Linked DNA regions of Homo sapiens: region 1 is linked to region 2. Evidence: read pairs that join two places in POLR2A ChIA-PET (ENCODE). Cell type or tissue: Panc1. All regions are shown on one strand. Each heading gives the region's core, and the rest is flanking DNA. Links, peaks and the distances in the headings are about the cores only. Region 1 overlaps EHHADH (enoyl-CoA hydratase and 3-hydroxyacyl CoA dehydrogenase). Region 2 holds the start of C3orf70 (chromosome 3 open reading frame 70).

Region 1 (5,382 bases), core at 293-5,292, 69 kb after region 2:
CACCCAGGCTGGAGTGCAGTGGCGCAATCTCGGCTCACTGCAACCTCTGCTTCCTGGGTTCAAGCGATTTTCCTGCCTCAGTCTCTCGAGTAGTTGGTACTACAGGCCCATGCCACCACCCCCGGCTACTTTTTTGTATTTTTAGTGGAGATGAGGTTTCACCATGTTGACCAGGCTGGTATCAAATTCCTGACCTTAGGTGATCCACCTGCCTTGGACTCTGAAAGTGCTGGGATTACAGGCATGAGCCACCGTGCCCGGCCCGCCTCACATTATTTTCTAATTTGGCTAATGTATACACAATTTTATATCATGGTTTCTATACGGATTTCTACTAGCAGTTATCAAACGGGTCTTAGGACCCCTTTGCACTCTTAAAAATTATGGAGAACTCCAAAAAGCTTGTGTTTATGTAGGTTATATATATCAATATTTACTGTATTAGAAATTAAAACTGCAAGCTTTTGTCTGGGTGTAGAAATCACAAGGCCGGATGTGGTGGCTCACACCTGTAATCCCAGCACTTTGGGAGGCCAAGGCAGGAGGATCACCTGAGGTCAGGAGTTTGAGACCAGCCTGGCCAACATGGTGCCCCCCGCCCCCTGTTTCTACTAAAAATACAAACATTGGCTGGGTGTGCCACGAGCCTGTGGACCCAGCTACTTGGGAGGCTGAAGCAGGATAACTACTTGAACCTGGGAGGCGGAGGCTGCAGTGAGCCGAGATCGTGCCACTGCACTCCAGCCTGGGTGACAGTGGGAGATACCATCTCAGAAAAATAAAAATAAAAAAAGAAAAATCACTGCAAGCTTTAAAAATGTTTCTTTATTAGTTCATTTTAAAATAATAAACTCACTGCATGTTAGCATAATGTTTTTATGCAAAATAATTATATAAAAAATTTAAAAATTAGGGAGAAGAGTGCAATTGTTTTATATTTTTGCAAATTTATTTACTGTCTGATTTAACAGAAGACAGCTGCATTCTCATTCTCCTATTGCTTCTGCATTCAATCTGTTGTGATATCACAAGGCATATTACAGTCTCTGGAAAATTCCACTACACATTTGTGAGAAAGGCAAGTAATGTCTTATTATTACGAAAATAGATCTGATCTCAAGGACTCTGTAAAGGTCTTAGGCCACACCCGAGAGTCCCTGGACCACACTTTAAGAACCCTGAGATTTAGATCATCATTCTTCATAAATATTACATAGCATCCTAGCATGTGAATATTCCACAGCATTTACTTGTGGCTGGTATAATTTTAGTTCCTTTGAAAGTAACCTTTCGTTTTATTTGTTTTTATCCTGGGGAAGCTTGCAGGATTCTATTTTCTGGAAGTTTAAAATCTTTACCAAGACACATCAAAGAATTATCTCCTCATCAGTTTTTCCAGGAAAATGGCATGCTTGTTAAAGTACAATCTCTGATGCTATTTAATGTCTGAAGAATTTCTTCTATTTTTTCTTTTGGTTATTGCTTTCATTTTTTTTGCCTTGTGCTTTGGGAGCACGTATTATTCAAAGCAGAGACCTCTGTTATGTATCTTCCATGTCTGCTATCTTCATTTACATTTTATTTATCTTTTTGTTAAATTCTTCTGAATTCTTTAGATGTGTCTCTTTTTATCCTCTATGTTGTTGATTCTGTAATCTATCCTACCACATCTTTTTATTGCTTCAAAAAGAAATTATTTTGGCTAAGGTTTTGATTTTAAATACGGTGTTCTTATTTAACAAAATATTTTCTTTTCTAGTTTAGAATAATGTGAGTTTTCTAAAATTTTTTGTTTTCTTTAATGTTTCAGCAGACTGACGTTTATGTTTCTTTTTTTTTAAGTCATAAAATATTTTCATAGGTTTTAGAGTTGCAGTTGTTTTAGTTTTAAGAATTTTTGTGTGTCTTTCTTTTGGTCATAGAACAATATTTGCTGATATTAATTATTTCTGCCTGAGAGCCTTGAGGTGCTAGTACTAAAAAATGTATAGCGAAAACCCACCTGGACCTACAGCTAAAAGGCAGGCAGGATAAAGATGTTACTCCCAATTCCTCTTTCCCCCCATAGTATTCTGGGTAGTAAGAGGTATCCCACCAAAGTCTAGAGCTCAAAGCCTGTCCTGTGAATGAGTATAGAGAAACTCATCAGGGCTGGGGCCAAGCTTTATGAGAATACAGCAGAGCTTTCTATGCTTTTCTGTGAACAAAGGGGACAGCACCTAGAAAATAAAACAGAAAGAGGAGCAGGACACTGTAGTCCTGTCAGTTGATTGGACAGAGAACATCAGCGAACGAACTGCAATATGATCAGGCATATCCTTTGTGGTTACTGCTAAAGATTCGTTCATTTTCAGACGGCATTCTAAGGAAATTGTGGAGAAGGTTGCTGTTGTAATCACTCTACTTTCCAGAATTACCTGTCTTATGGATTTCAGAAGATCAGAAAGGGTTAGCCACCTAAATCTATTTACTTATTAATTTCCTATGGGAACAGTGCCTACAAAGTTGGCACTTTTTTTCCTCATTCACATCAGTAGGGAATCTTCAACTTTCACAATTTAACTAATCTTTTTCTTTAACACCCTTTCTTAGAAAAAAAAAAATTTCGGCCGGGCGCAGTGGCTCACACCTGTAATCCCAGCACTTTGGGAGGCCGAGGCGGGTGGCTCACTTGAGGTCGGCGGTTTGAGACCAGCCTGGTCAACATGGTGAAACCTTGTCTCTACTAAAAATACAAAAAATTAGCCGGGTGTGGTGGCACGTGCCTGTAATCCCAGCTACTGGAGAGGCTGAAGCAGGAGAATCACTTGAACCCGGGAGGTGGAGGTTGTGGTGAGCTGAGATCGTGCCACTGTACTCCAGTCTGGGAGACAGAATGAGACCCTGTCACCAAAAAAAAAAAAAAAAAAAAAAAGAAAGAAAAAAATATTTTCCAAACCAAAGCAGGATTCTGAATATCGTGATTACTAATAGCTTTTGTATTAGTAGTGTATTACTGCTGTAACAAATTACCACAAACTCAGAGGCTTAAAACACACATTTACTATCTTATAGTTTAAGATGTCAAAAGTCTAAAACAGGTCAGCAGAAGGTGTTCCTTCTGGATGCTGTAAGAAAGAATGTTTTCCTTGTCTTTTCCACTTCTAGAAGCTGCTTACATTACTTGGCTTGTGACCTCTCCTGCCATCTTCAAAGCCAGCACATAGTGTCTTCTCTCTTCTCTGACCTTCTGCTTCCCTCTTATAAGGACTCTTGTGATAAAATGGGCTGAGCTAGATAGTCCAGGGTAATCTCCCTCTCAAGATCTTTAATGTAATCACACGTACAAAGGTTATTTTGAATGTAACATAATATATTCACAGGTTCTGGGAATTAGGACGTGGACATCTTTGGGGGCCAGATACCGTTTATGAAATGTGGTCTGTTTAACAGGCACTATATCAGAAGCATGTCATGTTATTTCATTATTCCTTAAAACAACCATGTGGTTGTTTACTGATGAGAAAACAGAGGCTTAGAGGAGTTCAGAAGACCTCTCTCTCCTAAACCCCAGGCCTGTCTATCCAATTGTCTATTTGACATCTCCACTTGGATGTGTAACAGGCCTCTCAAACTTAACATGTCCCAAATGAAGCTCTTGTGATACTTCCATAAAACCTGCTCTATCAGCAGAAATCCCAGTCTTAGTGATGGCACCATCCTTCCAGCTACTCACTCTGGCCATTAGATCATCCTTGACTCTCCTCTTTCTCTCACATCTCGTATCTGCTCTGTCACAAAATCCTGTTGGCTCTACTTTCAAAATATCTCCAGAATCTGACCATATCTTATGATTTACATTGCCACTACTCAGATCCAAGCCCCCATCATCTCTCCCTTGGATTATGATAGCAGCCCTCAGTCTTCCTGTTTTTGTCCTTGTCTCCAATTAGTATATTTTCAACAGCCAGAGTGATTGTTTGAAAAACCTAAGTGAGAGCATGTTACTCCTCTGCTTGAAACACTCCAATGCCTTTCTTCCTCATTCACAAGAAAAGCCAAAGTTCTTTCTATAACCTTCCAAGCCCAAAAAGATATGACTTCATCCTCTTACTACTTTTCCCCTGACTCATTTCATTCCAGTTACATTGACCTTCTTGCTGTTCTTTGAACATTCCAAGCATGTCCCTGCCTCAGGTCTTTGTACTTGCTATTTTCTGTATGTGGGATTTCTTCCTCCAGATATTGGCATAACAAGCTTCCTTACCTTCTTCAGGTCTTTACTCAGATGTCATTTTGTAGAGAAACCTTTTCTAGCTACCCTACCTGAAATATTAATTCACCTCCCATTCCTAACATTTTATATCTCTCCCTTTCTGTTTTGTGTTTTCTTAGCACTTATCTCCACCTGTCTATATCTATCTATCTATCTAAATTATATAATAGGTAGGCATATGTGTGTGCATACAGTTGTGGTGGCTAGTCTCCAAAGTGACCCCCAGCAAGTCTAACCACTTGGTATTCAAGCTTCTTCCCATACTGAATAGAGAAGACCTGCATAGCCAATAGGAGAGTTTAGAAAAGATGGCATGTGACTCTAACGGTAGGTCATAAAAGACACTGTGGTGTCTTTCTGGAGGAAGCGAGCTGTCACACTGTGTGAATACTCAGGAAGCTCTATGGAGAGGTCCCCGTACATAGGAAAGGAAGCCTCCTGCCAAGGTCAGCACCATCTAGTCATCCATGTGACTGGGTCATCTTGAAAGTAGATCCTCCAGGCCGGGCACAGTGGCTCACGCCTGTAATCCCAGCACTTTGGGAGGCTGAGGCAGGTGGATCACCTGTGGTCAGGAGTTCAAGACCAGCCTGGCCAACATGGTGAAACCCTGTCTCTACTAATAATACAAAAATTAGCCGGGCATGGTGGCGCATTTCTGTAATCCCAGTTACTCAGGAGGCTGAGGCAGGAGAATCACTTGAACCCAGGAGATGGAAGTTACAGTGAGCCAAGATTGTGCCACTGCACTCCAGCCTGGGTGACAAGAGTGAAACTCCATCTCCAAAAAAAAAAAAAAAAAGAAAGAAAGAAAGAAAGTAGATCCTCCAGATGACTACAGCCCTAGTCACAGTGTCTTGACTCCGATCTCATGACAAACCCTGAGCTATATCCCAAGTAAGCTGCTCCCAAATTCCTAACACAGAAACTAGGAAAAAACTGTAAATTAAACCATGACTTACAATGAATCTGAGAGTCATCTCACTTTGAAAGCTGTGGGGAAAAGGACATTTTTGAATTAATGAAATATGACAATGATGATTATTGTTGTGATTATTGTTCTGTTCTTCATACAATCTCCATGAAGGCAGAAATTTTTGTTGGTTCATTTCACTGCTATAGGCCTA
Region 2 (5,382 bases), core at 103-5,102:
CAGATAGACAGCCCGTCGCACGGCTGGAAGTCGGGTCTGCGGGCGGCGCAACTCCGCGCCAGGGCCTGAGCCTCATCTAGTTTCTCGCTCTTCCAACCCCGCTCCGACGCCGGCGAGGCCGCCGCACTCATTTCCTCTCCCTCCGCGCGGAGCCGACACCGGGAGCCCGGGAGAAGCGACGTCTGGGTGGGCAGGAAGCCGAGCCGGCTGCGGACGCGGGAGGGCGCGGCACGGGCCGGGAGTCACGCCAGCACGCGGCGGCGGCGGGAGCGCGGCGGTCCCAGGCTCGAGGAGGAGCCGCCCCGGGCGCTGCGACCGGGTCCGGGCTGGCAGCCTCCCTCCCTCCGGCGCGGCGCGCGCCGCGCCCCACGCGCACACGCACGCGCACAGGCGCGCGCCGGTCGGCCCCGCGCGACGTTCCTCAGCGAGCCCGGCCTTCTCACACACACGCCGCTGGGGAGCTTGGCCGTCGGCGTCCCCGCCGGTCACAGCGAGGTCCTCCTCACATACTCACTCCTTCCTCGGAGAAAGACCCCGACGGAGGGCCGTGGTGAACACACACTCCTCGGCCGCTTTGTACTCACATGCACGCCAGCCTACATATGCACTTCCCCCCGAGTGACACTGGCCACCGAGAACTGACACACGCGTCCACACGCTCCACGGAGGGCTGCGCACACCTGGCCCACGCCCACCCGAACCTCCTAGTGGCCCGGGCCGGGTGCATCGCGTAGCGAGGATCTCACACACACAGCCTGTCCCCACAGGCGTCTCACATCTCCCTCGTACACACCTCCCCGTGTCTGGGCATGGAGCCCCTGGGAGGCGCGCACACGCTCGTGCACACGCGCGCACTCCCCCCACCCAGGGCGGGCCTCCTGCCCCAGCGCGGCCACAGGGCGCGTCAGGGGCCAGCACCGCCAACCCCTGCCCGCCTCGCCCCAAACCCCAGGCCAGTGCGCCCGGGCCTTCCCGCGCCCGCCCCAACCTTCGCCGGGACCGCAGCCCCTCCCCCTTCTCCTCCCACCCCCGCCTCCGTTGAGCGGGAAAGCAACAAAGCTGGGTGCATTGATGTGTGTGTGTGTCTGCGTATGTGTAGTTTGGTGTGCATGGGATGTGTGTGTTGCGTGCGTGTGTATGATTATTTGGAGTATGTATGGTGGGTATGCGTGTGTGGTTGTGTGTGGTTAGGTGTGTTCATGGTACATGGTGGGTGGTATGCGTGATGCAAGTGACTGGTGAGGTGTGTGTATACGTGTGTATGTGAAATGAATGTTATAACTGAGGTGGAGTGTGGGTGGTGTGTGTGTGGTTGAGTGTGTGTGGCGTGCAGAATATGTATATGTGTGTAGTTGGACGTGCATGTGCTTGTGCACGTGTTGTGGGGGTGGGTATGCTTAGTAATACAGAGTGGTGTGTGTATGGTATATGTGTGGCAGTGCAGTGCGTGTATCTGGCATGTCGAGTGTGCACATGGCATATACGGATCAAATCGGGTGTGTGTGGTACATAGGAGTGGGTGGGCACACAAACAGGACTCATGTATGCGGAGGACTCTGCCTTTCTGTGTTAGCGCCTGCTCTGGCCAGCAGGTGTGACTGACCCTGTGGTGGCTGCGGCTTCCCCACACAGTTGGCTCGCACTCTTCCCTCCTGGGGACAAGTTGCTCCAAATAGATTTTCCATGCCAGGCTCTGCTGCTGAGAACCGACCCCAGGCTGGATTCACTGAAGAGGAAACAAACCATTTGCTCCCATGGTGCACTGCTGGGAATTAGTGTTTCCCTGCAACAAGGCCAGAACCCAGCCTTGAACACAGAAGAGGAGGGGACACCCCCTCCTTATTTGCCAAACGCACAGAAGAATGCTTGTTCAAGGAACAAGGCTTTCAGCACAAACACTGTGTGGGAACATGTTTATGCCCAGGTCCACTTTCTCCTTTATGCCTTTCCTGCTTTGCACTGACAAGAGACTCATCATGGTTTTGAAACAACCAAATTCATCCTCAAGCTTGAAAATCCTTGCTGCCATAAGCAATCTTTCATAATTTTCCCTTTTATGTAACCTTGGCTTGAGAAGGGAAATGTAATTTGCATATATCTGACTCTGGTGAAATCTTCATTTATTAGGGATTGGGGAGAGACTCAATTTGGCAGCAAAAGTATTTTCCAGAAAGGTCTGAATCAAAATCACAAACTCTAGTTCCCCCATTAACCTAACATTGAAACAGTTGCAAACATGAAGAATCATCTCATCAGCTTCCACCCCAACTGCTCCCCGCCTCAAAAAAATCCTAAAGGAATACATCTCTGACACAAAATCTATGCACCCCTGCTGTTAACTTCACAGTCTGACCTACCTCAGAATAACGGAAGTAAAAGGCAGAGAAATCTTAATCAAAGAAATCCATACTCCATTATTACTGCAGCAAGCCAACCAACAATTTTTCAAAGGGGACTTTCCATCTGTTCTACCCTATTTTTCTCTTTCTCCAACCTATAACTCACTCTAATACTGCCCCTATCATAGAAGGCCTTATGACGGCATCCTCTCTGTATTTCAGTAACTAATACTTGTATGGGATCCTTCCCCTGACTTTTACCCCAGGGTGAACCATGTGGTAAGATTCCACAATATATGAAATAAACCATCTCAGCTAGTAAAAAATGAGCATGAGAAAGCATGCAATATAGCACTTTAGCTAGGAGGCAAGATGAATTATCCAAACACCTTATTTTAGGTTAGACACGTGATTTGAAGTTGAGAAGCCTTTACATTTTCTGTACCATGAAACTCATTCCATCACCTTGCCCTAAAGACGTTATTGATTTCTACTGTCTGGTGTGGAGCGGGAGGAGGTAATTGCTGTGACCTCTCAAATATATACACACAGCTTTCAGGATGTGTTGTTGGGATACGATTTTTAAATTTTTTATTATGAAACTTTCCAAAATATACAAACATAGAGAGATGAAGATAACCCCCCATGTACCCATGTACCCATCACCCAGTTTCAACGATTATGAACTCATTTAGAAAACCTTGTTTCATCTACAGCGCCACCCACTCCAGGCCCCCAACCTGTCCACTGGATCATTTTTAAGCCAATCTCAAACATCAAATCGTTTCATCCATTAATATTTTGGTGTATATCTCTAAAGGAAATTTTAAAATCTCTAACCATAATTATTGCATAATAGCATACAATTTGATCATAAATATGAACTTGTCCTGTAGCTGCTGACCACCTCTCCAGCTCCCCTTTAAGAATGCTACTCCCTGCCAGGCACAGTGGCTCATGCCTGTAATCCCAACACTTTGGGAGGCCAAGGCGGATGGATCACCTGAGGTCAGGAGTTCGAGACCAGCCTGGACAACATGGTGAAACCCCATCTCTACTAAAAATACAAAAATTAGCTGGGCATGGTGGTGCGCACCTGTAATCCTGGCTACTCAGGAGGCTGAGGCAGGAGAATCACTTAAACCCGGGAGGTGGAGGTTGCAGTGAGTCGAGATCGCACTGCTACACTCCACCCTGGGCCACAGAGTGAGACTCCATCTCAAAAAAAAAGGAATGCTACTCCCTGCCAGGCACAGTGGTTCATGCCTGTAATCCCAACACTTTGGGAGACCAAGGCGGGCAGATCGCCTGAGGTCAGGATTTCAAGACCAGCCAATATGGCGAAAACCCATCTCTACTAAAAATACAAAAATTACCCGGGTGTGGTAGCGCGCACCTGTAATCCCAGCTACTCAGGAGGCTGAAGCAGGAGAACCACTTGAACCCGGGAGGCAGAGGTTGCAGTGAGCTGAGATTGCACCACTGCACTGCCTGGATGACAGAGTAAAGCTCCGTCTCAAAAAAATAATAATAAAATAAAATAAAATAAAAAAGAATACTACTCCCTCTGCCTGGAATTTTCCTCTGTCCCTGACTCTTAATCCCCCATCTACCTCTTCAGATTAAGTGCCATTTTCTCTGACTAGTCCAGACTGAGCTATACACGCTGTCCATTCAGGTCACTTATCCCAATTGTAAACAAAAATTAAAGAAGGAATTCTTCAATTAATATCTTTCCCTGTGTCCCTTCCCCGACACAAACTGTACGCTCTTTGAGGACAGGAACATTTCCATCTTGTTTTCAATATTTAGGGCAGAGAATAAATAATTGTTGAAATAGTGAAAATAATTTCATCTCCGGTTCTAAAGGGCTGGAAAAGATTCATCTTTGGTAAATTGTTTGCAAGTATGTATAAATAATTCATATAATTACTGTTCTTATAACTGTACCCTTGGATAGTCACCTCCCACACTGACTCTGAGCTTAGCTGTGTGTATTAGTTATCTATTGCTCTGTAACAAATCACTCCCAAATTAAAAGAACACACAGTTTCTGTGAGTCAGGAACCCAGATGTAACTGCAGTAGGTCCTTGGCTTCTAAGTCTCTCACAAAGCTGCAGTGAAAATATGGGCCAAGGCTGCTTTCCCATCTAAAGGTTCAACCAGGGAAGAGTCTGCTTCCAAGCTCACTCACTCACTGTATGTTAGCAAGATTCAGTTCCGTAGGAACTGTTGTTTTTCACCGGTTGTTAGGATCTCCATGGACCTCTCCATAGGACAGTTCAGACGTGGCAGCTTGCTTTATCAGAACAAGTATGTCTTTAAGAAGAGTCAGAGAGAGCACCACAATCCTTTATAACCTATTCTCAGGAGTGATATTCCATCAATTTTGTCATATTCTACTCATTAGAAGCAAGTTGCTAGGTCCAGCTCCATGCAAGGGGAGAAGATTATATGACGGCAGGAATGCCAGAAGGCAAGAATCACTGAGAGCCATTTCAGAAGCTGCCTGCTACACCATGTGACTTGCTTTAGCCAATGAAAGAGTAGCGAGAATGGTAAAGATTTGCAAACAGCATTCTTATTGGGATTTGCCCTTTCCTTCTGTGTTGGAACCCTGAGACCACCATGTGTACAAGTCTGAGCAAGGCTGCTAAAGGATAAAATGCTTTGTGAAGGAGAATGAGGTGCTCCAGTTGGCGAGCAGCTGATCCCCAGCCAATGGTCTGTCAACCACTAGAACTATGAATGGGGCTATGGCAGATCATGTAGACCCACCAGCTGGTCACAGAAGCATGAGAGTCCAACAGAGATCTGCTGAGCCAGTCCAGACCAGGACAACCACCATGATCAACCACAGAATCATAAGCTCCATAAAATGGCCGTTATTTTAGGCTGCTAGGTTCTGGGTGGTTTCTTACACAGCAAAAGTTAACTGATACATCCACCAATCCTTTCATGTTGTAGACAAAATAATTGAGGATTCAAGAGGCTAAGTGACTCCATGTCATGGTGCAGCAGGCATGGTAGGAAAACAGCATC

What was found. Peaks named below come from ENCODE experiments on the same cell type or tissue, not always from the same donor. Only the 100,000 strongest peaks of a DNase experiment are listed, where the experiment ranks them.
Region 1: POLR2A ChIA-PET joins it to region 2 with 16 read pairs; 4 of 35 experiments call an interaction of 5 or more read pairs at or near these places.

What each region holds. Positions count from the first base shown.
Region 1 is chr3:185,221,611-185,226,992 of GRCh38, forward strand. The region is part of intron 4 of EHHADH (enoyl-CoA hydratase and 3-hydroxyacyl CoA dehydrogenase); the gene reads right to left. Among named protein-coding and RNA genes, the nearest start is that of MIR5588, 29 kb to the right of the region's middle. In Panc1, for the core only: no CTCF peak of the experiment used is centred there; no DNase peak of the experiment used is centred there.
Region 2 is chr3:185,152,693-185,158,074 of GRCh38, forward strand. It overlaps C3orf70 (chromosome 3 open reading frame 70), which reads right to left and starts at 368. Exons shown (of 2, transcript NM_001025266.3): 1 at 1-368. The coding sequence starts at 131. RefSeq lists an enhancer at 414-553. In Panc1, for the core only: a CTCF peak has its summit at 262; no DNase peak of the experiment used is centred there; H3K4me3 peaks cover 723 bases; H3K27me3 peaks cover 1,797 bases.